Linked DNA regions of Homo sapiens: region 2 is linked to region 1. Evidence: chromatin contacts called from ENCODE Hi-C data. All regions are on one chromosome and are shown on one strand. Each heading gives the region's core, a stretch centred on a gene start or an enhancer-like site at or near the end of the contact. The rest is flanking DNA. Distances are from core to core; before and after follow the strand shown. Region 1 holds the start of SLC46A3 (solute carrier family 46 member 3). Region 2 overlaps MTUS2 (microtubule associated scaffold protein 2).

Region 1 (7,312 bases), core at 2,486-4,985:
CAGGACATCAGGTGTGTGTTTCTCCCACTGTCAATCAAAGACCTAAAGACTCATGGGTAGAACGCCTGGACTTTAATCCTGATTGCTACTTACAGGATAACCCAGCATCAGGGGAAAAGTTTGCCTATGTGCCATTTGGAGCTGGGTGTCATCGTTGAATTGGGGAAAATTTTGCCTATGTTCAAATTAAGACAATTTGGTCCACTATGCTTCGTTTATATGAATTTGATCTCATTGATGGATATTTTCCCATCGTGAATTATACAACTATGATTCACACCCCTGAAAACCCACTTATCCATTACAAACGAAGATCAAAATGAAAAAGGTTGCAAGGAACCAATATATGTGATCATCACTGTAAGCCACAAAGGCATTCGAAGAGAATGAAGTGTACAAAACAACTCTTGTAGTGTACTGTTTTTTTTGAGTGTGTAATTCTAAAAGCCAGTTTATGATTTAGTATTTTGTTAACTGAATGGTTCTATCAAATATAATAGCATTTGAAACATTTTCTAATAGCTATGATACTTATACATGTGCTTTCAGGAAGTTCATTAGTAAAACAATTGTTCAGGAGGATCTAGGTAATTGGCAGATTCTAAATAATATAATTTCCAGGTAGTAATTTTAAGAGTACTCTTAGCTCTTGCCAAATAAGTTCAGGGTATTCAAATCTTGGACTAGTCCTGCAAGGTATAAAGAATAAAAATCCCGGTGAGATACTTGGAAACCTCAGGTTATTATTTATCTGGGCAATTATTGTGTGGGTGAGGATGGAAGGGCAGGGAATAATTGAACATCTAAAGCCTTGAATGAGAGAATACTAATTCTTTTGGTATGATGATACTCAGAAATGGAGATGTTGTAGAAAAAAAATATCCTTTGGAATTTTAACTAAAATCACTGAATATAGGAAATTAAGAGATCCGGGACCATATTTGATAAGATTTCCTAAAAATAATGTAATTATTAATGCCAAAAACTGCTCATGTATCTTGATCTAATTACGAAATAATTACATATTTACCTGATAAATATGTATCTAGGTCTTCAAGGTCACATTTATGTGGAAGTCCAAAGTCAAGTCCTTAGGGGATAATTTTGTTTTGGCTCAGTTGTTCCCTGCTTCCTCTCTCTCTCTTTTTTTTTTTTTTTTTTTTTGAGATGGAGTCTCGCTCTGTCGCCCAGGCTGGAGTGCAGTGGCGCGATCTCAGCTCACTGCATCCTCCGCCTCCCGGGTTTAAGCAATTGTCTACATCAGCCTCCTGAGTAGTTGGGATTACAGGCACCTGCCACCACGCCTGGCTAATTTTTGTATTTTTAGTAGAGACAGGGTTTCACTCTTTTGGCTAGGCTGGTCTTGAACTCCTGACCTCGTGATCCACCCGCCTCGGCCTCCCAAAGTGCTGGGATTACAGGCATGAGCCACATGCCTGGCCCTCCCTGCTTCCTCTCTAGAATCCAATTAGGGATGTTTGTTACTACTTATGTTGATTAAAACAGTTAACAAACTTTTTTTCTTTTTAAAATGTGAGATCAGTGAACTCTGGTTTTAATATAATCTGAAACAAGGTCCTTGGGAGTAATATAATTGGTCACATTCTGTAAAGCACATTCTGTTTAGGAATCACTTATCTCAAATTATAACTCAGGGCCTAACTATATGAGATGGCTGAAAAAATACCACATTGTCTGTTTTCACTAGATGATGCCAAAATATTTTGCTTTACGTATATTACAGTTCTTTTTAAAACACTGGAAGACTCATGTTAAACTCTAATTGTGAAGGCAGAAACTCTGCTAATTTTTCACATTAAAATTCTCTTTGAAAAAATACAAAAAAAAAATGACTGTTGTCACCATAGCGATCAGCAGCAGAACTCATTAAGAAGACCTGGCTTTCTTCTTCGTGTGGAAGAGTAGGAATGCAAAGCGTGGAAGTATATTGGACATTAATTATTTTTGCCCCATAAGAAAGGACATTTTCAGCAGGGCACGGTGGCGCATGCCTGTAATCCCAGCACTTTGGGAGGCTGAGGTGGGCAGGTCCCCTGAGGTCAGGAGTTCAAGATCATCCTGGTCAACATGGTGAAACCCTGTCTCTACTAAAAATACAAAAATTAGCCGGCCATGGTGGCGCACACTTGTAACCCCAGCTACTCAGGAGGCTGAGGCAGGATCATTGCTTGAATCCGGGAGGCGGAGGTTGCAGTGAGCCAAGATCCTGCAACTGCACTCCGGCCTGGGTGACAGAGCGAGACTCCACCTCAAAAAAAAAAAAAAAAAAAAAGGACATCTTCTAAGTGCCGTTTAGAATAATATAGTACTTAGTACAAAGTACTGCAACTTAAAATATTATGTCTTCCTTGCAAACTGTATCTTACTCATGTTTGTTTATCTTCTTTCCAATATCCATGCTCCATTGTTTGAAACTCATAACAAGTGCTTCATAAATGCTGATTTGAAGAAGCTGGGAAGTAAGATTAAGTGGCAAGTCCAAGGTTACCAGCTACTAAGTATCAGTTAGGACTCAAACCTAAGACGTTTAACTCTGCATTCAGTGACACAACTGTCATTTAAGGAGTGCTGAGGAAGAGAAAGCAGCTCTGACATCCAGGTGCTGGAACTATCAGCTGGGCCTTGGTGTTGCTAAGAACTTTTCTGGACCATGGTGTTCTGTCGAATGAAAACAATTTCACGGAACACCAAAGTCAGACAAGAGCATTCTGTAACCATGATCAAGACAAAAACAAGACCACGTCATAATTTTGTCTGAACACGGACAAAATTTAGGCACTGTCTAAACCACAAAAATGACAAATATGTGTGACTGTTGCTTCTTTATCATTCATGGCTTTAGCCTCTGTCTAGTCTTGACTCCTAAATAAGACTTATTAAGATACCCAATCATAGAATTACTGCCATTTCCTGACAGCAACCAATCCAGAGTAAGGCCTTGCTTTCTTGAACTCTTCCCAAAATCACATAACGCAAGCCCATAGTAAATTCTAACACCTTCTTACTGAGATGCCCCCACGGTTCCTCATGCATGCATTTCTCCTGGCTTCAAGAAGTAGTAGCTCAATTCTTTTACTACAAGTTGTTCCTGGTGGGTGTGTTGGAGAGCACTGACAACTCCTCCTATGTCCAGGGGCTGTGTTGTGTATACATGCTGAGTGTTTAATTAGACAACCCTGTAAGACTTATCATCCCCACGTGGCAGATAAAGACATGGAGGTTCATGAAAATTTAACGATTTGCCCAAGTCCCCCCTCCCCTCCCCAGGAAAAGCCAGCGACCACATTCCAACCCTCCGCTAACTCTGCATTGAGCACTCTCTTTCCTATGCCCTCCACCTGCGCCCATTCCCCTCTTCTGCGGGCCGACCGGGATCCTGCTGGGGGCTACAGCCCAAACATGTTACTTTTCCAACTGTTGTTTTATGTGTTTCTATGAGAAAGGATATTCGGATTCAGAAATGCTTTGCAACTCCAGAGCTGTTGAGCCTGCGGCGCGGCCCACCACTCAACAGCGGTGCTGAGTGGCTGCTCGGTCGCGCGGGATCCACTCCGGGCCTCCGAGGGTGGGTGCACGATCCACTAGCCACTCTCCAGGGGAGAGTGACGTCCGGGTGGACCAATCGCCGCTGGGGCACCGACCGCTGGGCCCAATCGCAGGAGAGCCGGGTAGAACAGTGACAGCGCCGCGGCAGCCGACCCCGCCTCCTCGGCGGACAGCGATGCTCAGCTGGCTGCGGCCGAGTCATCGCCTAGCGCTGGCAGGGCCGCTGACCGACCGACGGAGGCGCCGATTGGCCGATTGTCCACTGCGCAGAAGGAGCAGCTGCTCCGCGCCCCGCCGCGCCGCGCTGAGGCCGAGGTCCGCAGGGCCGCGGGGAAGCCGAGGGCTGCCGGAGAACCCTGCAGGTGTCACTCGGGACGCGGAAGTGCGCTTGCCGAGGTTTGCTTTACAATACGCTTGAGACTCCCCGACAAGCGTAATTTGGTCGAGTTCGACGGGAAAGTACTCTCCCCACCCCAGCGCCGGCCGCGTAGTCCGAGGTTACTGTCCCCGGCGCGTCCTCTGTTGCCCCAGTCCAGAGGCTGCCCTTGAACCCGGGCGCGCACGAGCGCAGGGCATCCGAGGCGACAGCCCCTGGCACGGCCCGACCTGTACCCAGCCTGGCAGGAAGACTGTAATCGTGGGGTGAGTTAAAAATAAGGCCCTTTCGATTGGGAGCTGCTTTTTAAAACGCCCCCTCCCTGTCCGTTTTTAATACGCAGCAAAATAACAATAACAATTGTGCAACTGTCGCTTCCCAAAAGGAACCTCATTGTTGAACTTACGAAAAATCAGTTGGCAATATACAGTGTGGGAACTGTACTGTGATCATTGGCTAACCAAGATGGGTGACAGTTTATGATTTCAAAGACTCAAAGGCGGCTTGAGTCCTACAATGTCCTACTCATAAAAATGGAAAGCATGGCAGCCTCAGGTTGTTACAGAGTACTCTACTCCAAAGTAAAAGTTATTCTCTGAGAAAGTGCTTACTGCCTTTTCTGTTCTCTAGTTTGCTTGTTTAAACATTTACTCCACAAAATTGCTCAAACTTACCCATCTTTGAATATCTAGCCTCTGGGATGAGACAGATGATCTTTCTCCGTTTTCACTTTTTATAGAATACAGCTACCTACCCAGGCAATATGAAGATTTTATTTGTAGAACCTGCCATTTTCCTTAGTGCATTTGCTATGACTTTGACCGGTCCACTGACAACGCAATATGTTTATCGGAGAATATGGGAAGAAACTGGCAACTACACTTTTTCATCTGATAGCAATATTTCTGAGTGTGAAAAAAACAAAAGCAGCCCAATTTTTGCATTCCAGGAGGTAAGAAATTACAATATCCATAGTATTTAATAAAATGGGAATGTATACCGGGCTTTGAGTTAAAGAGGACCGTGAACTCATCATCCATTGGTCTCTCTAGGGCGGCCATCAAAGTCCTAAATCCCAAACCTAATGGCCTTTACTGGGAACTCACCTCATTTGAAGTTTCCTGACACCTTTCAAATCTGCCTCTTCTTCTTAAAACACCCTCCTGCTCTGTGACACTAGCTCTTCTCCTTTCTCTCGGAAAATTTCACCACAGTGTCATCTCTTCTGTGGCTGTCTCCTTGCTTTGTCCTAAAAAAAAAAAAAAAAAAAAAAAAAGTCTGAAAATTGGGGCAGGGCAGGCTGGAATGAGCTACTTGGTGGACAGGGGTGGCTGAAACATGGTGTTTCTGTCTCTCACTTGCTCTATTCTTCCCCAATCCTTTTACTGTTTCTGCATGTCCCAGCTTTCAGGGACTCTAGAAAGTGGCCCATCACTGAAGATTGTGAGCCAGTGTCTGTCACAGGGTGGGGTGGAGGAGCATTTATTATTTGGTGGTGGTATCAAATCAGCCTTGGCTCTCACGTGTTGAGGAGCAGCTGTGTGGGGACATCTGGAGTGGGGAGTACCCACCGTTGACACCAAAGATGTTTAGCCAGATATTAAGGAGGCTTTCTTCCTCCCTCTCCAGCAATCTCCCCAGTTTTTTTGTGTGTAAAACAGGAGGCAGGCACTTCACCATTCTCCTGGTCCCTTGGGCAGTTTTTGACAAAAGTCTACCATTTCAAAATGCAAAGAGATAGTATCCAGGTTTGGAAATTTTTTTTTTTTTCCTACAATGCCTCAAAAACAAATCACACCTGTAAACTCTAAACTCTTCTTCTGGGGGATATTTTGTGATTGTAAAGGAGTGGTGCTGCCTTCCCAGTGAAAGATGAAATGAATTAAAAGGAATTGAGTCACCTCCTGCTGGCTCTGTGAGTCTCTGTGACTGGGAGAAGAGCCTGAGAAGGAGGAAATGGCAAACCGCCCCAGAGGCAAGGTTCTAGCACTTCCCGAGGTGTCAGGTGGAACCTTGCTGGGGTGAGGTTAGGCAATTTGGCACAATCCCTAATCTTACTCATTTCCTCATTCCCATGGGAAACGTTTTCTTGGGAGTGATTATTTCTGAGCAGCCTGGAAGACATCAAGGTTCTGGCGTAGAGTAAGGTCATAAAAAAAAAGGGCCCTGAGTCTCACCCAGCGGTCTTATCTCCCTTCAAGAATGTCTCCTAGGTCATTCCCGGGAGTGAGAAGCTTCGATCGGCTCACAGTTTCTTTTTGTAAGTGTTTATTCATGCATTAAACAAATGTTTATCACACATTATCCTGTGGTGACAAGGATAAGCAAAACGGCTCTGAACCCGAGAAGCCCAGAGTCTCTCTAGGTTGAGAAAAACACACATAAACAGAATAGAGTTTAACAAATCCTCTTAGTTTCAAAGTTGGGGTCCTACAGCAGGGATGCTCTTCAGATTTCGGCTCTGGAGACGTTTGTTAATATACATACTTGAATCCCATCCTGGAACCTCTAACACAGTGTTTTTTAACCTTGACTGGACATGGGAATCACCTGAAGTGTTTTTTATTTTATTTTGTTTATTATGTATTTATGCATGTATGGTACTTTTTGAGACAGGGTCTCATTCTGCTGCCCACGCTGGAGTGGAGTGGCGTGGTAATAGCTCGCTGCAACTTTGAACTCCTAGGCTCAAGGGATCCTCTCACCTCAGCCTCCTGAGTAGCTGGGACTACAGGCACGTGCCACTACACTCAGCTAATTTTTGATTTTTTTTTTTTTTTTTTGTAGAGACAGGGTCTTCCTCTGTTTCCCAGGCTGGCCTTGAACTCGTGGCCTCAAGTGAGCCTCCTGTCTGGTCCTCTCAAAGTGTTGGGATTACAGGCGTGAGCCACCGTGCCCGGTCTTATTTTATTTTTTTAATTGACAGATAATCATTGTACATATTCATGGAGTATACAGTGGTGTTTTGATACATACAATGTATAGTGATCAGATCAGGCTAATTAGCATATCCATCAACTCAGACATCTCTCATTTCTTTGTGTTGGGAACATTCAATACCCTCCTTCTTGCTATTTGAAACTATATAACATATTACTGTTAACTGTAGTCACCCTGTGGTGCTACAGAACACCAGAACTTATTCCTCCTGTCTAGCTGTAATTTTGTATCCTTTAACAAATTTCTTCTTACAGGCTCATCAATTTCTGTATTTGATTCTGTGCTTTCTTTTGGCTGACCTGTAGGAGCAGGCCCCCTGGTTGCAGTGGGAGGGACCAGGGAGGAGAGGACAAGAATGTCTGGGAAAGTCTGCTGCTCTTGCCCTCTTGGACTGAGGGAAGACGGGCCTTGGTCCAGCCAGCTTGGTGG
Region 2 (7,312 bases), core at 1,613-4,112, 720 kb before region 1:
GGGAGGGCAGCCAATCACATGGGACCCATGGCTCCACGGGTGAAGGGTGGTGAGTCCTTCCTTAGAGAAGAACAGAAACAGTCCCTGGCATTGGGCAGGGTCACCAGTGAGTGTACCAGGAGCTTCCCTTCAGGAAAAAGTGGGGGCCACTCTCAACACGGGTCTTTGAGGCCAGATGTGGGCATCTGGATCATGAGGCGTGGCCACATTGGTGAAGAAACAGATGGGGACACAGAGGCTTCAATCATGGAGGCCTTGGCAATGAGGTCATCACTGCAGCTGTCACTGTGAATGCTGCTTGGGGTGATACCCAACAAATAGAAATTAGGCTCAATCTCCATAAAAACAACAACAATGGCAAAGAGGAAGGATGAGACTTCTCCAGCAAGCGTCTGCGGGGAGTGGGGCCACTTTCTCCCCTCCCGCTCCTCTTTCCAGCCAGGTCACATATGGCTCCCATGGACCTCAGCTTTCCAGGGTTCCTCACACCCTGCCTTTCCTAGCCGACTGTTGGAAGAAGCCTACATCTGGCGTCAACCCCTGGGCTTCTCCTGGTGGGGGAGAAGGGGTGTCCGGGTGTAGGTGTCCCTGCAGCAGTAGCAGGGTCCTGCTGCTCCGGATCACACACTAGCAAGTCTGGGAAGGGGCCTGTTATTTGTTGTTTCCCCACAAGCATCTGCTGTCCTTAGAGAGGAGAAGAGACCATTGCAGACCTACTTTAATGTTAAAAGAAGTCACAGAACTCACAGGGGAGAAAAAGAAAACATTTTAACAAAGGGAGAGAGGAATACAAAGGGTTGGGGAAAGCTATGCTTGGATCTCACTATTCTGTCCACTGCACACCTGAGGGCCTGTGGTCCCTGGGGAAGTTCAGCCTTCTGCCTATCCGCATGGCTGGCTACTTGCCAAGGACACCTGGGATTGCTCCAATCCCTTCACTCACGGAGGAAGCCACACCTGCACATGGTGGGCTGCTCCCAGGACCACACTAGATGGAGGAGGAGTGCTCACTGGTAAAGAGAATAGCGGGCAATAGGAACAGACCATGTGTATTTCAGCTTTGCTGACTGATTCCTGGGGAAAGAGAATAACAGATGGTCGAGAGGGAAGATGGGATCAAGCAATGAGAATATGGCAAATACCTGGTCCTGTCCTTGACCTACGGTGAAAGCCACATCCCCAGGGTTTGGGGATCATTTTATTTGTAAGGTCTCCGTGGTCCAGACTGAACCAAACCGTTTCATCAGCCAAATATTAGAAATTTCAACATGAACTCTCGTATTTTTAATCCAACCAGATTTGTGCTTTTGACCTTGTTCTAGATCACAGAGTATTTCACGACAGGGTAGACAGTGGCAGGAAGCCATGGAACATCTGCATCTTGCAGACAGCACCTCGTTTTATAAGAGGGGACCCAGATAGATCAGTGCAGACTGATGTATGAGCTGCCATCTGCAAATAGCACAGTCAAGACCTGATGAGTTCCACTGTGAACTGTTAGGAAGCTGTCTTTATAACAACGGAGACGTGAAAATTATGGTTCCCCGCTAAGGCTACAGCAGCCCACCACTGTGCTGGGTGAGATACTTCATTCATCTAGGCAGGTTTGCACTGGCTTATTACAGGAGGCATAATTGCTTTTGGTACACATTCACAGGAATCAGGAAAAGACATTCTTTATGCTCCTCATTGTCAATGCCCTACTTACCAACTTCATCCCTGATGTTTGCAAGTTCGATTGACAGCTCTTTTTCTTTCACAAGGGCACTTTCATTCTGAAAAAACAAAAACGGATACCGAGAGTCCCCTAGTTTTATGCTAGATAAGCACTTTCACATGATTAATTAATGAATCGTATTAAGCAAATATTTATAAGTCTAGTCCTTAAGGAGATAATTTTCACATTATATAAGCATGTAAAAACTTACAAAGTCAAGTCTGACTCATTCATTTGTATCCCATTCAAATGGCAAAGCTTGCATCATAATATTAATAATACCCGTGGTTGTGTTTTTGTCTAGATTACACTCCTGTATATCATCCTGCATTAATTCTTTGCAAATTTGTGTCCCACCCATTAATCTATTGCCATATATTATTGTACAGTGTTTATTATTATCACTACTATGAGATTTCCGACCATTAAAAAAGTCTGTGCCATATTTCTCTGAGGGCCAAATGCTTGTTTTACCAACTGTTTTTTAAACTTACCCTTTTGTCCATACATGATTAGCTACTTAATCAATAATAAAGATCAGGGCAGAAGGCTTAGCATGAAACATTTCTCTTTGTAATACCACCAACAACAATATTTAAGGTTTCCAAGTTTTTTGTTCCACTGTCAGCATCAATAGATGAAAAAAGGAAATCTCAGGCTTGAAATACCATTTAGTGCAAAAAATGCCCCGTATAACTAAATGACTGCTAAGTTGTTTTCAAATCAAATACATCCTCTGATATAAAGTAGGGAAGTAGTTGAAGATGTGCTGAATTTGTAATCTGCGTTATTGAGTCACTATAAACAGCATATTATGATTTTATTACTCACAATTACCAGAAAAGATGTGCTATATAAATTCTCTTCAAGTTTGAGATACCAAAACTACAGGCCTTCAAAGAAAGTCTCTGTCATTCTGTAGCATGGACTCTCGAAGCAAAGTGATTTCCGGGGAGGGAATTTTGAGTAAAATGTGGACCGAATACCTAGCATGAGTATCATCGGGGCCTTGAGAATGTTCTTTCTTCCTTAACCACCGTTGCCTTTGGTTTCAGCACCTCTGAAGGACGTGTGTGGAATGTGACCAGACAGTTCTCACAATATTGTTTCTGGTGTGCTGTTTTTAGACGCAGGGAACAAGTGTGCTGCTTTGGGTTGGTGGGAGGGTCTCGGGTTATCCAGAGGGCATTTGCTAAGCTGTGTCATAATATTCATCATGCCAAAAATAAAACTCTATTTCATAATACACTGAGAGCTATTTTCATTGTGGGAGTCAAAAATTATTAGCTAATAGTTTCCTTAAGAAAATGCAGCAATAGATCTGTCCCTGAGGGAAATGGACCCTGCTATAGTCTGAAGGTATGTGTCCCCCTAAATCCCCCTAAAATTCATGTTGAAATCCTCACCTCCAAGCTGATGATATTAGGAGGTGGGGCTTCTGGGAAGTGATCAGGTCATGAGGGTGGAGCCCTCAGGAATAAAATTAGAGGGATCCCAGGGAGCTGCCTTGCCCCTTCCTCCGTGTGAGGATACAGCCAGAAGGTACTAATGTTTACGGGAAAGTGGCCCGCACCTGACACTGAAACTGCTGGAGCCTAGATCTTGGGCTTCCCAGACTGCAGAATTGTGAGAAATAAATTTCTGTTATTTATAAACCACCCAGTTTATAACATTTAGTTACAGCATCCCAAAGACACTAAGACAGACCCAACGGACACCTCCCATCTCATTTCTGAAGTTCTCTCCTTCCATCCCAGCCCATAGCATCCTTGTTTTCCCTGAATTTCAGAGTTAACAACTACATCTGAGAGCATGTATTTTATTGCATAATCCTACTCTGTATCTCAATATTCCTACTCTAATGCTACACCCACTGTGCAGGGTTGTCATGAGGATTAAATTAATGTATGTGATGTAGTTAGTGTCCAGCATTTAGCAAGCTCATACAAGTGTAAGTTGTTATTATATTTCTGTTTCCTTTTATTTCATTTGCAACTGGATAACACCCTATATATAATAGGTGCTTTTCCATATTAATTATCTAAATGCATTTAGAATTTGCATATCAGTCTTATACTTTTTTTTTTTTTTTTGAGATAAGATCTCGCTCTGTCACCTAGCCTGGAATGCAGTGGTGTAATCATGGCTCACTGCAACCTCTACCTCCCAGGCTCAATGTATCCTCACACCTCAGCCTCCCAAGTAGCAGGGACTACAGGTGCATGCCACCATGCCCAGCTAATTTTCTGTATTTTTAGTAGAGACGAGGTTTCACCATGTTGCTCAGGATGGTCACAAATTCCTGGGCCTAAGCAATCTGTCCAATCTGTGGCTGCCACAGTACTGGGATTACAGGTGTGAGCCACCGTGCCTGGCCTTATGCTCTGTTTTTGTAAGCACCTTCCTGGTCTGCCCTGATTTTGCTTAATTTTTGACGTGGTTCAGAGATTGGAGAAGCCAGAACAGGGAACATGTTCTAATCAGACCGATCACAGGGATTACATACTCATTCTAACAGCAGTATAATATGACCAGATGACAATCAATGTGTTCCTGTAGGTTAAGCAAATTTGGTATTTTGGAGAGCACTAATTTTGGTACTGACCCTGAAATAATCTTAACCTAGTGGAAAAACCAACTTGCTTTTACTGTCAAGAATAGTTCTGAATACTCATATTCTCTAATTCCTAAACACGTTCCTAAATAATTATCTAAACACAGCCAGAGAATTGAAATAGTATGCTTATCAGTCCAGAAATAGCATTATACAGTGTTCACTCTCAGAGTAATGAGAGTTGCAAAGACTTAGACTGGGCCAGGCAGTGAACAATCAGAAAATAACAAAAACAACAAATCAACTCTAATTTCTAACTGAAAGCCAACATCTCCCCCAGCTCCCTGTCATGGCCCCTGCTGGACGTTATCAGAGTCATGCCCTAGGGATCTCTCACATCATAACAAATCAGTCCACACTCCCAGCCACAGAAGAATCAGGCCTGTGGGGAAGGAGTGGCTGGAAGGCCCTATGAGAGGGACAGGCCTCTTCGGTATGGCGCTGACTATGAGGGAGACTGCTGATGAAGACCTTCAGACTTGTATCACTTTGGTGAAAACCTAATGCTGATGTTTTGTGGTCAGGCCTTCCCTGTCCATCTGTTGCTTTAGGAGAAACACAAATAAGATTGATGGAAACCAAGTGAGAATGTAAAAAAAAAAAAAAAGCAAGAAAAGAAAGGAAGGAAGGGGATGGGGAGAGAGAGAGGCAAGGAAGTGGAAAGGAGATAGAAGTGAGATTAGAGACCTTGTACCATCTCCATTTGGGGAAGCAGAGGCTATTAAAACAGATCACGAAGACCCAATGAAAATGACCCCATCCACCCTTTTGCAAGTTCAGGCTCTAAAACCAGCCAGTTCCAAACTATAGTCATTAGATGGCTTTTCAAGGAAGGGTTGGCTGCCAAAATAAGCAACAAACCTGATGACTCAAATGTCAAGGAAAATAACTTAACTCTGGCAAGTTCTGGCTAAGTATTATTTACTAATTACTACAGGTGATTCATGCTGTCCACCACCAAACACTCTCTGTAGTCCAGGCACAATGTTAGGTAAGCCCTTTATGTCATTTACTCCTCCAGACACTGTCCAGAGCATCCCGGGTCTTATTTCCCTTTATGGAGGAGGAAACTGGGACTCTATGGTGAAGTGGCTGGCCCCTGCACAACCCACCAGGAAATGGCAAAGGCAGGAGTTTCCACCCATCGTCCACACTCTTCATCAAACACGAGCACACCAAGATTTCCCCTCCTAGCCATGCTTAGATAGATGCAACAACAAGATCCAAATTGCACTGAGCCTCGGCCTGGATCTGAGCACTTATTACCATGAAGCTTTTCATGTCTGACTGGGAGAGAGGCAGGGTCCGCTCCTGACTACTCTGTCTCAATGAAAGAATGCCCTGGCTGCATTCACATCCCACTCCACAGCCTGAACTGCCTGTCTGTGTCCTGGGTGTTGTTTTGTGAGTTGCACATTAGTCTGTTTCCAGCGTCTGGACCCATTTCAGCATCGCTTACTTGGGCTATAACTTCTGAGAGAGTAGTTGTTTAGTTTTCCCCACCAGCTTCTAGAAGGATGCTGTCTGATGACCTCTGAATATGTTGCTGCTGAAGATGCTGGCACAGCTCTGCTCTGGCTCGCTGAGGCCAGCCTGCGCAGTTTGGCGACAGCCCTTCCTCCATAAGTGCTTGTTTTTGAAATGATATCAACTCTTCTAATTTATGAATCCTCTGCATAAAGTAAGTTACTTTTTGCTTCCTGCAAGCCAAACCAGAATGACGTAGTACCACCCTGCAATGAAATGAGTCAATAGCTGTGACTGCAGGAACACTGTTCCTTAGGCAAGAGTGAACTTAAAGGAATCTTCCATTTACTGCTCTTTGCCTCAAAAAGTTATTCCTCCATCCATCAAGGTTCAACAGAATCCAGTGTGATCTTGCAAGGCCCTTAGGTTCTGTTGAACACCCGGGACTCCCTTGGAAAGGATCTCAAGTCATTACTCCCCTCCATTCCCCAAACTATGCCTGGTCTGGGTGATGACACTGTGGGTTGACTGAAATATGATCAAGGCCTCCTCTAAGGGCCCAGGGTTAGATCAGTGCCTCTCTAAATGGGGGATGAGTGGAAAATTCCTAATGAGTGCCAAGTACATGAGCTCCTGTTTTCACTCAAGAGGGCTAAAAATAGAACTCAGTGTTAATCATCCAAACTGTCCTGGTGATATAGTCCAGAAATTGCAAAGCCTAACGAGGCCACTCCTCTAAAATTCTGTTTATTCTATGACAGGCTTCACTGGAAACTGACACTTTAAGAACATTTATCTAAGCCCCAAAACAGCAGCTGTTTCTTCTTAGCTACCTCTTTCATTTGTTCATGTACCGCTCTCCTTTGCACGCTGAGTTCTCCATTCATTCTGGTGTGGTCTATCTCTTATTCACAGATGGAATGCAAGACAAGCTACTCCTATGAAACATCCAACTCACTCCCTGTACATCTTGCCTTAAACATACCCCTGCAAGTCTGCTACAGTGAAGCCTACACTTCTTTTTAGACATGGCTCCCAATCTAAGACTTTTTGCAAACTCGCGGGGATATTGCCTTTCACTTTTCCTTGCTAGAGCAGCCTTGCAAAGCAGACAACCCACTAATCATCCCATTAACCTCAAGCAATCAGATGTGTGGCCAAAGCCCAGGCAAGCCTGCCATACTCTGTTATTTTAACATGTGTGGTCAATGGGCGTTATCTCTTCTGATGGTTGATGCTACCCCGTGAAGCTGGTGGTAATGGGAAGTGAAAACGCCTGTCCTTGTTAGCATCATCCGTGTGATTCTCTGCTTGGGCATCAGCCACCTGTGCCACTCCTCAAATTAGAAACCAACAGAACAGCTATTTACTACTAAAACTGAACGCTGGGTAAATCTGAGGTGCTTTCACCCCAGTTCATCCAGAAATAGGAAATGTATACCAAATAACACATACTCACTGAGTGCCTACTATGTGCCTGGCAGACATTTCTGCTCTCAAGAAGCTTGACGTCC

What was found. Hi-C counts contacts between places; a loop is a spot of excess contacts on that map. Pooled maps may share reads with other maps.
Region 2: a pooled map shows a loop between it and region 1 (7-fold over the local background). The contact joins the enhancer-like site here to the promoter of SLC46A3 in region 1. A Hi-C loop is called at or near these places in 6 of 50 pooled maps.

The regions. Positions count from the first base shown.
Region 1 is chr13:28,715,393-28,722,704 of GRCh38, reverse strand. It overlaps SLC46A3 (solute carrier family 46 member 3), which reads left to right and starts at 3,735. Exons shown (of 6, transcript NM_181785.4): 1 at 3,735-4,209; 2 at 4,683-4,895. The coding sequence starts at 4,707. It also overlaps the pseudogene CYP51A1P2.
Region 2 is chr13:29,434,446-29,441,757 of GRCh38, reverse strand. It overlaps MTUS2 (microtubule associated scaffold protein 2), which reads right to left. Exons shown (of 16, transcript NM_001033602.4): 9 at 1,709-1,775. Among named protein-coding and RNA genes, the nearest start is that of MTUS2-AS1, 50 kb to the left of the region's middle. RefSeq lists a silencer at 7,079-7,178. Within about 2 kb of position 2,862, at least 3 of the 41 ENCODE cell types and tissues checked have a DNase peak (open chromatin) inside an H3K27ac peak, as active enhancers do.